3 separate regions of the Homo sapiens genome follow, and regions 1 and 3 are each linked to region 2. The links are chromatin loops, found by intact Hi-C in ENCODE. Cell type or tissue: PC-9. All regions are shown on one strand.

What was found. A loop is a pair of places that touch in the nucleus more often than their neighbours do. Peaks named below come from ENCODE experiments on the same cell type or tissue, not always from the same donor. Only the 100,000 strongest peaks of a DNase experiment are listed, where the experiment ranks them.
Region 1: it touches region 2 in a loop (6-fold over the local background); 10 of 110 quality-filtered maps call a loop at or near these places.
Region 3: a loop joins it to region 2, with 8 times the contacts of the local background. A loop is called at or near these places in 14 of 110 quality-filtered maps.

Annotation. Positions count from the first base shown.
Region 1 is chr2:11,685,696-11,690,695 of GRCh38, reverse strand. It overlaps a transcript of LPIN1 not described here. Among named protein-coding and RNA genes, the nearest start is that of NTSR2, 18 kb to the right of the region's middle. RefSeq lists an enhancer at 2,286-2,785. In PC-9, CTCF peaks have their summits at 1,887 and 2,090 (motif pointing left); DNase peaks (open chromatin) are centred at 2,315 and 2,745; H3K4me3 peaks cover 1,785 bases; H3K27ac peaks cover 3,659 bases.
Region 2 is chr2:11,129,754-11,134,753 of GRCh38, reverse strand. It overlaps CIMIP5 (ciliary microtubule inner protein 5), which reads right to left and starts at 1,626. Exons shown (of 3, transcript NM_001371321.1): 1 at 1,163-1,626. The coding sequence starts at 1,419. FLJ33534 (Putative uncharacterized protein FLJ33534) reads left to right here and starts at 2,578. Exons shown (of 9, transcript NR_040080.1): 1 at 2,578-2,739. RefSeq lists enhancers at 3,971-4,471, 4,472-4,972 and a silencer at 4,613-4,922. In PC-9, CTCF peaks have their summits at 1,778, 1,981 (motif pointing left), 4,398 and 4,598 (motif pointing right); DNase peaks (open chromatin) are centred at 1,713 and 1,963; H3K4me3 peaks cover 1,741 bases.
Region 3 is chr2:11,476,032-11,481,031 of GRCh38, reverse strand. No RefSeq gene overlaps it. Among named protein-coding and RNA genes, the nearest start is that of E2F6, 12 kb to the right of the region's middle. In PC-9, CTCF peaks have their summits at 2,701 and 2,905 (motif pointing left); a DNase peak (open chromatin) is centred at 2,921.

The DNA of each region.
Region 1 (5,000 bases), 560 kb before region 2:
GTAAAATATAGTAAGGAAGCATCCAGCAGGCACAGCAAGTCAAAGAGATTAAGAAAGAAGTAAAACAGCAGCTAGGAGGCATGGAGGATACAGTGAGGTTCAAATTTGTGTCTAATCGTGCCAGAAAGGAGAATTAAGGAGATCACAAAGAAGAAGTTGTTGAAAAGATGTTTGAGAATCTTCCAAAATTGATGAACGAGTGATGAGTAAAAAAGCAGACTCTGAACACTAAGAAGAGTAAATAAAAATAAATCTACACCTACACATTACAGTGAAACACAGAGCACACATGGCAAAGGATAATATTTAAATGTCTCATGGAAGACTAATGCTTTTTTAAATATTGAGGGAAAGCAACTGTTGACCTATAATTTTATAATGAGCTAAACCACCATTCAAGAAAAGAAAGTGCAAAAAAAAATACATTTTCAGATAAACAAAAACTAAAGGAATTTGTCTTCCATAGACAGTCCCTAGAAGAACCATGAAATCATGAACTGAGACAAAAGGTTTGGGATGCAAAAAGTGTAGATAAAGATACAAGAGGTTGGACATATTATAATTAACATTTTTCTTTTTTTTACTGAAAACAATAACTGAAATTTTTAGGTTTTCTTTAAAACAAAAACTAAAACTCTGGACAAGACTAATAAAATAAGGGTGTACCCAATGGTTTTCAAAGTGAGCTGAGGCCTAGGCCCTGTTTGGCAGGAGTATAGAAGTAATAAATAAATTCAAACTGTGTTAGACAATATTTGTTATACAGGTATGTTTTCTTTTCTTTTCTTTTTGAGACAGAGTCTCACCCTGTCACCCAGACTGGAGTGCAATGGCACGATCTTGGCTCACTGCAACCTCCACCTCCCGGGTTCAAGAGATTCTCCCTCCTCAGCCTCCCAAGTAGCTGGGAATACAGGCACCCGCCACAACACTCAGCTATTTTTTTGTATTTTTAGTAGAGATGGGGTTTCGCCATGTTGGCCAGGCTGATCTTGAACTCCTGACCTCAGACAATCTGCCTGCCTCGGCCCAAAGTGCTGGGATTACAGGCATGAGCCCCCATGCCCAGCCTATAGGTATGTTTTCAAAAGCTAAGGAGAACCACTAAAAGAATATAATTTTGTTCTGTGATTATGGAATTAACTGAGCAAAAACAGAAAAGAGGATAGAAAAATTATATTTTAAAATTATAAATTCAACAGAAGTCAAGAAAAGAAAGCAAGTCAGTCAGATTTTTAAAAGTCACAAAATCAGTATGTTGGATAACAAAATCAAAATCTGAAAGGACCTCGTCAGGTCTAAAACCAACAAGATGATATTGAAGACAAATATACTAAGCCTCAAAAGTCCATTGTAGAACTTCCAGATGGCAAAGCCTTAGCCATCAGCAATTCATGCGAAAAAATCAGAATACTTTGAAACGACCAGGGCAGTTCATTAATCTCTCAAAGCTCCTCCATGTGTAAACTGAGGCTAAGAATCACCTGTGTGTTTCTTACAAGGATCGGTAGGACAAAATATGGAAAATGTCTCATAGGGCCCTGGCATGGAGAGAGAGCACTCGGTAAACAAAAACAATAATCAACCTGGACATTGTTCATTTTCGAAGCACTTCGAATTATCCATAAATTTGGAATAAGTCGTGTTTGCAAAATACCATTATACAAGTCGGCTGCTCAAATTCAGTGTTCAGCATAGAAGACTTGCTGTTCCTTTTCTTTGTATCTGGTGACCTCTCACCCAGTGGGCATTTCTAATTGGGTAGAAACTAGAACTTGATCCCGTCTTGCTTCACCATTAACTGCGAAGTGCCTATCAAATGGCTATTAATAACTCAATTTCTGCCTGGGTCAAATCAGGTGAAGAAACCGACTAGCCAAGTCCCTTTCTCCTTTATTTTGAACTGTTTTGAAACTCAAATCACCTTATCCTTAGATAAAGAGAATTCACTCAAGAATTTCAACAAAACTCTCTTATTATCGGCTGAAAATGTTGTATGTATTAACTCATTTTCCATTTGTCAACACTCCCCTGTGGCGAGGGGCCCTGATTCGCGCCGGTGCGTCCTGTCCCGGGTCTCAGCGTGACAGCGCCCTCTAGAGGGTATTTCTGGGCCAGGACACCGGGACCCGAGCGACCGCAAGATGTTTCTGCGAAGGGCTGCACTTTTACGGGGTAAATGAGGAACAGGCGGGGCCTGAAAAATACAGCAGGGCGTGGAAACTGGATCCTCCCAGCCACTGCCATGCAGAGAGTCTCAGTCCTGAAGTCTGAAGACTGTTACTCCGTGCTGCTCTGAAAAGAATTCTAGCCTGCAACTCCAGAGTGGTAGCTCTGGGAGGTTACTTCCTCTAGGAGTTTCAAAGGATGTTGCAAGGAGCCCTGGGGTGACTGTGGGGAGAGGGAGGGTGGAGCTGGCAAGGAGGTGGCAGGGTTGATGTAGGAAAAAGAAAGGAAGCTTGAGAAGGGAGGGCTCCAAGCTCTCCGTCCTTTTATCTCCAGCAGTTGCTCCATTCTTATTCCATTTATAGACAGGGACCTGCAGATATTTTCAGCTATAACAAGAATTCCGCGTCGGAGAGTGAAGCATTGAGAACTATGGAGAGGCTCAACTCCCTGGGCCACCACTGACACTCAGAGTCCCTCCAGGCAGAATTAACAAAGAGGACCTCTGGGTGGACAAATTTCAACAAGGTGCCCTTTCCCCTTCAATGTCCCAGCCAGCTTCAGTCCCAGAGCCCGGAGGGCGTGATGAGTCAAGCACAGGTTGGGTTTCAGCCCCCGGTGTCCTCTCGGCCAGCACACCATGCAGACCATAAACTGCAGAGACTTAGCTGCGGCCCTGCCATGGCCTCATTTAATAAAAGTGCATGTCACAAGCCACCCACCTGATAAGGCTGGTCTCCAATGCTGCCTCCCCCGTGAGTGTTGGTGAGCTTGGCTACTTTTGAGGGCACCCCTGTGCTTGCAGCATCCACACAGGGTCTCACGCAGTCTATGGACAGCCCTATGGGGAAGGTGTCATTGCTACAAATGTATTGCAGGCCTGGTCAAAACCACTTGGTCAGGGATAGAGCCAGATTCTCTGAACTGTTCAGATTCTCTGTATTTCTCTCCTACTAAATGCAATTCTCCCCTCTACAGAGTCTCATTCTCTTCATCCTAGTAATAACAAACTCTTCCCAAGTTCAGAGACAAAGCCCCCTGTCCCTGCCTTGCTGTCCATGCTATAGGAGATATCACATCCGCCTGCCCCTCCCTGAGCCCAGCCGCAGAGCAACTTACAAGAGTCTCACAGTCGTATTTATTTCAAACTTTCAGTATTATTTTCTTATATACTTTATCAAGGCCTAGAAGGATCTCAAGAAGCATGATGAAAAACAAAACTGGGTAATAGAATTGTTTAAAAACAGATCAGGATCAGGACCAGGCCCAGTGGCTCACGCACTTTGGGATGATCACTTGAAGACGGTAGTTCAAGACCAGCCTGGACAACAGAGCAAGATCCCATTTCTACAAAAAAATTAAAACTTAGCTGGGCATGATGGTGTGTACCTGTTGTCCCAGCTACTTAAGAGGCTGAGGTGGGAGGACCACTTGAGCCCAGGAATTCGAGGCTGCAGTGAGCTGTGATCACGCTGCACTCCAGCCTCAGCAACGCACCAAGACCTCATCTCAAAAAAAAAAAAAAAAAAAAAAAAAGGATCAAAAGCTATGACATGGAGCAGGATTCAGAATGCTGGGAGGGAGTGGAGAGAATGATTCCTGAAATCTAGACCACAGATAATCCTGCCTTTGAGCACCAAACAAAACTCTGCCCCCAGCAGCTGGGGCAGAAGAGGAAAGGTGAGTGCCTGGGCTCTACTTACCCACAAAAGGACCCATATCGATTAATCACTAATGGACACACATTCCAACTGCAAACACTGTGAGGGGCGTATTCATGGGTCCTCACATAGGAGTGATGAGAGCAGAAGGTGAGCGTCAGACCCCCTCGGAACACAGCCACAGGCATCTCGTTGCTCGCTCGCATGAGAAGGAGAGTGCTCTTTCCCGCGGGTGTGTGCTCTGCCCGTGGTGCCCAGGCCATGGCTACCCACCCTGTTCCTGTCCCTTTAAACGAGGACAACCCATCCACAAAAGTCACCACACAACCTCTGTCCAGGGCCAATACACACAGGCCTCAGGTGTGCCAGACCCTCCAGCACCGTCCTTCCCCACCAGCCTCCATCTTTCCCGGAGTCCGTCCAACCCAGCGTTCTAGCCCTCCTCTCCTGTTTCACCCTGGGGGCTAACTACAGAGCACCTCTTGATTGCTCTTGGGCCCACCCACTTTCTGGTTCCCCCTTCTCCAGGCACATCCCACCCACGCTGGGCAGGGCTTTCTCAAAGGGACAGCCCAGGGGCTGTGGGTGATCACATGATAAGTGCCAAAAGCGGGGTCGGGGATCCTCAGCACATTGATGAAGCCCAGAACAGGCCAAAGCTCACCAAAGACCTAGGCACGCTCACCTGGTCATTTCATTCCTGCATCTGTTTCTTCAGCAAGTTCCAGGCGCTTGCTGTGTGCCAGTGGCCCATCCCAACATAACCACAATGGAAAGTAGGGGCCAAATTCTAAAAGCGAGCTGCTGTGTGGTTGAGAATGTAGGTATCCCACCAGCTGGGGGGTTTCCAGGCGGCTGGAGAAGGCTGCACTTACACAAGGCCTGGAAGGGTCACTGGACATTGGTGGTGGCAATCTGTCTCCCAGGATGTCCAAGTGCTCTATCAATTGAATGCAACCCCAAAAGAAGAAATGGGGTTGGATAAGCAGAGGCACGGGGAGAATGTGAAGGGCTGAGAAAAGAGAAACAGAGGGAAATCTCTGGAACGAGAAACAAGACCAAGTGTATTCCAAATCTAAATGCAAAGGGAAGTTCAAAATGGTACCTGAGTTTACACACATTCCTCGATGGGAAATCAGGAAGTGACTGTTAGTCTTAGCTCTGCCATAGGCA
Region 2 (5,000 bases):
TAGCACTACACATAATAGTCAAATGTGGAAGCAACCTAAAAGTCCATTGACAAATGAATAAAGAAACTGCACACATATATACATTCACCCTTAAAATGGGAGGAAATTCTGCGATATGCAACAAGATGGATGAACCTGGAGGACAGGATACTAACAAAACAGACATGGAAAGTCAAATATTGCACAATTCCACTTCTATGAGGCACTGAAAATAGACTCCTGGAAGCAAAGACTAGAATGGTGGGTGCCAGAGGCTGGGAGGAGGGGGAATGGGGCGTTGCTAATCAACGGGTATGAAGTTTCAGTGGTGCAAGATGAATGCATCCTAGAATCTATCAGGCTGCTCACTTAAAAATGTAATCGAGATCATGCCATGTTCCCGCTTAAAATCCTGGATGGTGTCTCCTTTGGAAAAAATGCATCCAGACTTTTATAAGGGCTGGGGTGGCCCCCGCTGCTCCCCCTCATCCTGTGGCCTTCCTCACTCCCTGTGCCTCAGCTACACGAATTCTTTGTTTTGTTTTTTAGATACATCAAACTCTTGGCTCCTTCTCCTATTTCATGTCTCAGCTTAAATGTCTCCTCCTCAGAGAGGCCTTCAGCCGGCTCTGCCCCCGACCCTGAACTGTTTCCTTCTTACCGCTGGTCACACTTCATACAGATTTGTACTTGTTTGCTTCTCTGCTTGCTTTTTGGCTGCCCTGTCCTGAGTATGAAGGCTCGGTGGAGCCATGGCCAGGTCTGTCTAGTCCCTTGTTGCAGTCTGGTCTCGTTTCAGAGCGGCTCATGGGTATTTTTGGTTGAATGAATGCATGAAGGAGCATCCTTTCCCCGAGTCAGGTCAGACAGCCAGCTCCTCTAACCCAGACTAGGCCAGCAGGCTCCAGCTCAAGGGATTACCGGCCGCGTCGCAGTCGGAATGAACGAGGTGGGGCTGCTCTGACCCAGCGGCATCTGGTCTTGGCTTCCATCTTCCTCGCTTCTTAGGCTCAGGCTCGGGTCTGGCTCTGGGCTGGGCTGGTGACCCACCTTCCCCCGGGCATGCCATGCCCTCTGTCCCTCAGCCAGATCATTTGCCCTCCCATCTCCCTTTCTCCAAAACCTTCCCCAACTTGCAGTCAGGCTGCGGAGTCAGGGTGGAAAAGGGAGGGCAGGTACTCACCAGCGCTGCTGGCCCCGCCGCTCGGCCTCCAGGAGCTCCCGCCACAGCTGGTCCTGCTGCACGCCATCGCAGGCAGCTCCCTGAGCCACCCGCTGCGCCTTCAGAGCCTGGGGGGCCTGGCAGCCACCAGCAAGACCCCTGCTGGCCATAGGGCCACCCCGGGCAGCTGGGGAGACCGAGGCTGGTGGCCTGGTGGGGGGCAATCGGTACCCAGCTGATGTGGTTCTCTGGAGCCCAGGGGTGGGGTGGCTCCCCATGGTGCAAGTGTGTGTGTGTGTGTGCGCTTGTGTCAGAGAGAGAGAGAGAGAGACCTGTGCCTGAGCTCAGCTCAAACCTCCTCCTGGAACACTCTGTCCCTCCTAACCCCGGGAGAGCCTGGGCAGGGTCCTCCTCACTGTCCCTTTAGGCCTCGAGCTCAGAGTGGCCGATGGGGACAGGGCTCTCCGGGCTGGGGAGAGCATTTGAGCCCAGTTTCGTTTTGAACTCCCGCCTGTGCTGTGTTGACTGTTGTCCTGGGAACGGACAGCTCCTAGGAAAGGGGCGGGCCCCGTGTGTGTGTGTGTGTGTGTGTGTGTGTGTGTGTGTGTGTGTGTGATCTGAGCCCTAGGGCTGGGGGGCAGAGAGTTCCTGACTAGATGCCACGCCCAGTTCAGCAGCCCCCTACCCCAAGGCCGGAGTCCTCCGCACAGGGTGGGGGAGGGGGAGGGAGCAAAGCTGGGGCTCCTGGGGGCCACCCCCACCATTATTGCACTTGCTTCCGGCAGCCCGTCAGGCCGTGGGGCGATGTTAGTCCTGTGCTGCCCCCTCGTGGATGCTGCGAGGCTCGCAAGAAATGGTGGCCCTGAGGGCGCTTTGGGAATTGTGGATCAGGCATCAGTGTGAAGCTTCCTGCTTGTTTGGGAACGATGGCGGAAGTCATGAGCTTATGTTGGGCGAGGAAAATGAGTGCAATGCACTAGGAACATCCACTCTGTCTGCAAACCCAGAGCGTTCACACAGCACTCTGCTTTATCTGAGACCTCCCAGCCATGCCTTTCCAACGCCATTCTACAGATGAGGAAACTGAGGCCCTTACCGGCAAGATTAAGTGACCGCCCACGGTCACACAGTCAGTCACCAGCTGAAAGGAACAGTGAGAATCTGAGGGCTTATGGTCCGAGCCCTCAGCCCTGTTTCTGCTCTAACTGGGTACAACCAGGCTCCCTCCGTGGCAGCCTCTCCTGGTCTGGCTCAGCTGAGCTCCATGGACGCCCGCTGCTCTCATCACTTCTGCCTCCTGCACTCTCTGCTTCCGGTTCTCTGAGTTTTGTGCTGTTCCGGTAGGTGCTGGCAGATTCACAGTTCCTTCCACGCAGCTTCTCTGTGGGTCCATTCAGCTGGCGCGCTGCTTCCTATCTTTGTAAGGGAAGAGCTAAGTGCAGACAAAGCCCTGACGAATAGAGGCCTGCGCAGAGTGCCCGGGGTGCAGGGCAGCAGGGCAGCCAGTGAACCACTGAGCTCGCACTGTAGCCAGTCCTGTGTGCCCCTGCTGGATTCTGCTTCTATGAGGGAGGCAGCAAGGAGTTGGGACTTCACAGGTGAAAGGACTTGCCAGGTAGAAAAACTGGGGTGACCACAAAAGCTTGGATGCAAGAGAGAGCCTGGTATTTTGGGAGATGTGGGGGAGGAGACAAGGACGGGGGTGGCAGGGCACATGGGGGCAGGCCCCGGGGTATTTTCCACGGTATCCTGCACCCAGTGGGGAGATACCGATGGGCTGTGAGCCCCAAGGGAGCTGCAGGGAACAGAACCATCAGGACAGGGGCAAAAAACAGGTGAGGTCACCATTGCCATGGCGTGGTGTGGGTGAGCAGTGGCAACGAAGCCCCTACTGGGCTCGGGCGGAGGGCTGGCGTGGAGAAGACAGGGCTGAGAGCCAGGCCAGAAAGAGCTGCCAGCTTCGTCTTCCCACACTTGCATGAGGACGGAGCTGAGGGATGGGACCTTTTGGAAAAACATTAGTCTAAAATCAGAGCTGCAGGCCTGGGACTCTGTCTCTCCTCTGTTCCTCCCCTTGGAGCTGGGATGACACAGGGTGGCATCTAGTGACTTAAATTTTCCTGGTAAAGATGAGCACAGCAGGAGTGCGGCGGGGTGGGCCTCTGTGAGCTAGGACCCTGGGTCAGGCTTTTCTGAGTGCTGTTTTCGTGGAGGTGTCTGTGCTCCCTGCACTGCGACGACAGGTTCCTGCCATGCCCAAGGAGCAGCGGTTCTGGCTTCCCTGAACCCCCAGAAGGCATCCCGTGAGTGTCTTTAGAGAGGACGGTGTGTCCTGGGGGGTCCTTGCTGTGTGTCCTGGGAGGCTTTGTCAGGCTGACCGCAGGCTGTGGCCCTGAGCAGCTGGGAACAGCCATGCAGTTTGCTCAGATACCTCCAGCCCTGGCCACAGGCTCCAGACACAGGGACCAGGGCAAAAAAGGCCAGCAAGGGCATCTGTGACAAACCATCACAACTGATTGAGTTCCTGATGTATGTAGAGGCTGAATAGTTCAACGGATTTTTTTTTTTTTTTTTTTGAGACGGAGTCTCACTCTGTTGCTGGGGCTGGAGTGCAGTGGTATGATCTTGGCTCACTGCAACCTCTGCCTCCCAGGTTCAAGCGATTCTCCTGCCTCAGCTTCCCGAGTAGCTGGGAATACAGGTGTGCACCGCCACACCCAGCTAATTTCTTTTGTATTTTTAGTAGAGACAGGGTTTCACCATGTTGGCCAGGCTGATCTCGAACTCCTGACCTCAGTTGATCCACCTGCCTTAGCTTCCTAAAGCGCTGGGATCACAGGTGTGAGCCACCGCGCCCGGCTGGAGGTTGGTTTTTAAAAATTAAAATGTAATTTAAAAACCATTTCAGACCGAGAGTTGATAGAGGGCTGGACTGATGTGTGACAAAGCAAATACAATACAACGTAACTGCAGAATCTAGGTGGTGGGCGTATGGGTGGGCATATGTTGGGTGTCTGCCCTACCATTCTTTCAACTTTTCTGTATGTCCGAAAAATTTCAAAATAAAATGTTGAGGGGGAAAAAAAAACTCACCTGCCAGTCCAGGTCAGTCACTGCCAGTCTCTTTTTACATGTCCTTCTGCCTGGAAAAACATCCAAATTCACTCTGGGTGAGCCTCACTGCGCCCCAGCCTGGGAGGACCAACCCCGCCCTGCCCCTCCCGCCAGCTCTGAGGCTGGCCTCACCTGGGGATCAGGACACCGGGTTCCAGTCCCTGCTCTGCCAGTGACTTGCTCTGTGCCCTTGAGCGAGGGCTCAGGGCACACCCACATTTTGTGGTCTAACTTTATCTGAGACTTTCCAGGGGAGCACAAGAATCCCTGCGTTTGGGAGGTTGCTGGAGTTGTCTTTTATTGGGTTTTCCTCACCCCAAAAGGCGTAGCAAGTTTAGGGCCTTCAGCTGGGCGAGGCAGAACGTTCCAGCCCAGGCAGCCACAGGGTGGCCCCACCAGCCCGGGAGCAAGCACACCTGCGATGCACAGAGCGAGGCGAGGCTCCGCCCTGCGAGCCAGCCCCGCCCACTTCCTGTAGGCCCCCGCCCCTTCCCGGGTCGGCGGACGAGGGAGGGTCGCGAGCTCCGCCCCGTTCCGCCGGCGCAGGGCTCAGGGGCCCCGGAGCTTGGGAGCGCGAGGGAAGGAGCTGAAGGGGCGGGTCCGTGGGAGGCGAAGGCAGGGGAAATGTGTGTCTGCATTTTTTAATTTGCAGGGGATATTTTCCGTCCCCTTTGTCCCGTAAGCCTCTGCTTTTTGGATGAAAACGTTGGCTTTACCACCCTCTCTCTCCTTCCCGCACGCGCAC
Region 3 (5,000 bases), 350 kb before region 2:
TAAGTCATACAGAAGATTTTTACAACTTCCTGTGTGTTCCTGTTTCATTCTGTAACCCGGTCGGTTTGTCTTGTTTTGCTCAAGATTATAAGATCCATCTGATCATCCATATAGCTCTAGTTTATTCATTTTAACTATTAAATAGCATTCCGTTGTATGAGTAGGGCACAAGTCATATATACATTCTTCTGTTGATAGACATTTGAGTTGAGATTATAAAGAAGACTGCAGTGAGCATTCTTGAACTGCATTTATCTTTCTAGGGTATAGCTCATTTCAGCCACTCTAGTAAAAACGTGCAGAATAATGATGTTGAATTAACATTAGCCCAAATGTCTGCTCTATGGTTTGGGTTACTTACTGCAACTGCTAAACCAATAATCACTGTGAAAAATGTCCTTACATTTTTTCCTCTTTACGTTTTGACAGCTGTGTCTTACCAAGCAGATAAAATCCCATAGAACAGAGGTCAGCAAATTTTTCTTAAACGGCAAGAGGCCAATATTTTAGGCATTGCCTTCTAGGATGCAGAGTTGAGGCTTACATAAACCATTTAAAATGTAACTTTTTTTTTTTTTTTTTTAGAGATAGGGGGTCTCGCTCTTGTCACCCAGGCTGGTCTGGAACTCCTCGCCTCAAGTAATTATCCTGCCTCAGCCTCCCAAAATGCTGGGGTTACAGGCACGAGCCCCTGCTCCCCACCTAAATGTAACCTTTTGAGAATGTAAAAATATACTTACTTGGACTGTAAAACAAAAATAAAAAGCAAAAGTTAGTCAACTGAATGGATTTGGCCCCTGGGCTATAGTTAGATTTCCCACTCCTGCTATAGAATAATTCATTACATAAATGAATTCCTTTCTTTAAATAGGCAATCTTTCAATCATGACAAAAGTGTAATTTGGCTCAACAGAAGAATCAAAATGAATATGATGTTACACTGAGGGAAAAATTCCTAGGAAGATGTCCCATACCTTAACTAATTAATACAATGACTTTGAGAGAAACCATTTAATCCTATTTTTGAATATCTATAATGAATTTTAGAAATGCATAAACTCCTACCAACTAAGAATTCATTAGTTGGTAGAACTAATTAATGTAATTCTTTTCTCAGCTAAGAAAACAAATGAGATTCGATGAAAAGTTGTTTATTATTTTCTTATTTAATGAATCACCTCCCCGCTCCTAGTTCATTGATTTAAATACAAGCACACAAGTACAAATGATTATGTTTTTCCTGGAACCTGACCCACTTGTTTTATGTCTTTATTGAACTTGAACCAAAACTTGGAAAAGTCATTTCAAGATAGTTTCTTAAATGAGCTGAATTAGCCCGGTTTAAAATGTTGACAAGAATGGGGCCGAGCTAAAAAACTTTGGTGGCCAACCTGTAACTTGCAAAGGAGCCGTCTCTCTCCAAGCCCATTCAATAAGCAGAGGCCTTCCCCAAAAACGGCGGGGTGGGCAAAGCAGTTAGAGGTGGCTCTCTTCTGACCTTTGTGTCTTTGCCAGCATTATCCTAAAGAATCTCTCTCTCTCTCACACACACACACACACACACACACATTGTTCTCTCCCTCACACATACACATTCTCACACACATTTCCCCCTTACGTGTCTTACGTAACGGTGCATGTGCTATGCATGTTGATTCCGTACACATATCTACTTCCTTAAATGCATGCAGTACTCGTGCTTCAAGCATACACATGGCTCTTTTTCACACATATCCATACTCTCACCCACAAACACGCTTTGTCGCACAAACAGTTCTCTGCTGGATACATATGGTCTGTTTGCACCTGTATTTCTGTTTTGTGCAGACCCAACACTTCTCATACCTTTTTCTTTCTACCATCCACACATTTTCACACCCCTCCACCTAGCTTGCTTAAATTGTCCCAAAATGTGGATGGGAAGGTGCATTCGTTTGCTAGGGCTGCTATAACAAAGTGCTCCAGACGGAGGGGCTTAAGCAATAGAAATCTATTGTCTCCCATTTGGAGGCTAGAAGCCCGGCATTGAGATGTGAGTAGGTTGGTTCCTTCTCATGGCTGTGAGGGAGGATCTGTCCCAGACTTCTCTTCTTGGCTTGTAAATGGCTTTCTCCCTGAGTCTCTCCACATTGCCTTCCTTCTATGCAAATTTTTTTTTTTTTTAGACTGAGTCTTCACTCTGTCAGCGAGGCTGGAGTACAGTGGCATGATCTCAGCTCACTGCAACCTCCGCCTCCCAGGTTCAAGTGATTCTCCTGCCTCAGCCTCCTGAGTAGCTGGAATTACAGGCATGCAGCACCATGCCCAGCTAATTTTTGTGTTTTCAGTAGAGACGGGCTTTCACCATGCTGGCCAGGCTGGTCTCAAACTCCTCACTTCAGGTGATCCATCCGCCTTAGCCTCCCAAAGTGCTGGGATTACAGGCATGAACCACCATGGCTGGCCCCTCTATGCAAATCTGTGTCCAAATTTCCTCTTGTTATAAAGACACACCAGTCATTTGGGACAGGACTTGCCCTAATTACTTCACTTTAGTTTGATTACCTCTGAAAAGATCCTCTCTCCAAATAAGGTCACATCCTGAGGTACCAGTTAGAACTGCAACATATGAATTTTGGAAGGGTCCTGGCACAAATAGGACACAATTTGACCCATAGCAGTAAGGTTCGGGTTTGGCTTGTTTCTGAGTGAGGTTTAGACCAGAAATACTAAACTCCATCTTGATCAGTAGTAAATCTGAAGCCTAGATGTGGCATTTCCTCATTAGAAACCTTGAACTCAAATCCAACTGCACCCCTCTCCCCACCAAGGGAGGGGGTAAGGGAGGGGATAAGATCCTCACCTGGATCTTATCAGGAATACTGGTCACCCAAAATTCAAGGGCTCCATTCAATGGACTCCCTAAGGTGAAAGTGCGCCACCTGGTGGAGAGCACTTTGACTTCACTACACATTTGCAAATGATTGACCAGCTGGTAGCAGCACTACCAAAAGCATCTTGGTTGACATTAAATATTAGATAAAACAGAGGAAGGAATCAGGGGGGCAAAATGAATTTGATGCAACCAATATAGTTCATGGGGTAGTGCCTGAGACGTGAACATTTAATAATCAAGAAGACATTATCTAACAAACTAGATAGTATTTGCATAGAATTCAAGAATAGAAGGTAGTAATTCACCTCTGATGGAACTTTCTTTAAAAATCTGGGTGCAGTGTGGGTGCACACTAGACCTGGGCTCCCAATAACCAAAGAAGATGAAATTATATAAACGTTTGAATGGGAAGAAACTCTGTTGTTCCAATAACATACATAGAAATACACCTTTCTGTCAGGTGTGTAGCAACATTTAAGGACCACCTTCTTGATCTCTAATGGCAGTTACAGAACAAATTACATAGGACAAGAAAACACAAAGGGTAGAAAACAATATCACAGTGGATGTCTGTACCCATCACACTTAACCTCGTCATCCGATTTCTCTTTTTCTCCAAAGAACACCTCTTGGGATTTCATTCTTTAAGGCACGTGATAGTGTGTAATATACACGAGGTACATTATATACATGTTTTGTTGTGTGTTTGTTGTTTTCTGAGACAGAGTCTCACTCTGTCACCCAGGCTGGAGTGCAGTGGTGGCATCATGGCTCACTGTGGCCTTGGTCCCCTGGGCTCAATTGATCCTGCCACCTCAGCCTCCCAAGTATCTAGCAGTACAGGCGTGCACCACCACATCCAGCTAATTTTTGTATTTTTTGTAGATATGGGGTTTTGCCTTGTTGCCCAGTCTGGTCTCAAACTCCTGGCTCAAGCGATTGGCCCGCTTCAGCCTCCCAAAGTAATCCCAAGTAGCTGGGATTACAGGCATGAGCCACCACACCCAGCCTATATACATATATAATATACTTGAATGATTGTAATGTGTCCCAAAATTCATATATACATTTCAGTACCACGTCAGACTTTAAGCTAAAATGATTGAAAACCTTTAATAGCACCAGCAAAGAAAACTACTGTTCTGGCAGTTAGCAGCCTTTGATATAGAGCTTCTTTCTATCCAAAAGAATGTGGATTCTTTTGTTGGAGAAATGTGTTAATACAAATGAACAATGCTGTTTCTTAAAAGCTGAGTGAAAATTTATTTGCTTTATCATAGTTCCATACCTTTATCTCTTGCTAGAAAGAGTTAAGGTAAATTGGTAGGATAATCTATGGAGGACAATTTGGCAATTGCCAATGATCAAAATCACCAATGCATGTATCTCTGACCTGGTAGTTCATTTCTAGCCATTTATCTTTTAGAAATACTCAACCTTAAATGAAGTAACATCTGCACAAGATTATTCTATATTCAGTGTTATTTATAGTAGCAAAATATCGGAAATAACCTAAGTGTCCAGTCTTGGGGTACAGCATGGTTAATTTATGGTGTATACACACAATTCAATACTGTGAAGACATAAAAAAGAGTAAGAAAGGGCCGAGTGTGGTGGCTTATGCCTGTAATCCCAGCACTTTGGGAGGCCAAGGAAGGCGGATCACCTGAGGTCAAGAGTTCGAGACCAGCCTGGCCAACATGGTGAAACCCTGCCTCTACTAAAAATACGAAACAGCAGAGTGTGGTGGTGGGTGCCTGTAATCCCATCTACTCAGGAGGCTGAGGCAGGAGAATCACTTGAACCCAGGAGGCGGAGGTTGCAGTGAGCCAAGATTACACCACTGCACTCCAGCCTGGGCAACAAAAATAAAACTCCTTCTCCAGAAAAAAAAAAAAAGAGTAAGAAAGGTATTTATTGCACTGACAGAGAGCAATCTGCAAGGTATTTTGTTAGGTTGAAAGAAGGAAAAAAATACATTACTAGTGCACTAAAAGGGGGAAGGATAACGTAGATGAACATTTTTGCATAAATATTCTGCAAGAATATCTGAGAAACCAACACAATGATAGTCTCCAAAGAGAGGACATTACTGCCGAGAGACAAGAGTGAAAGGGAGATTTTT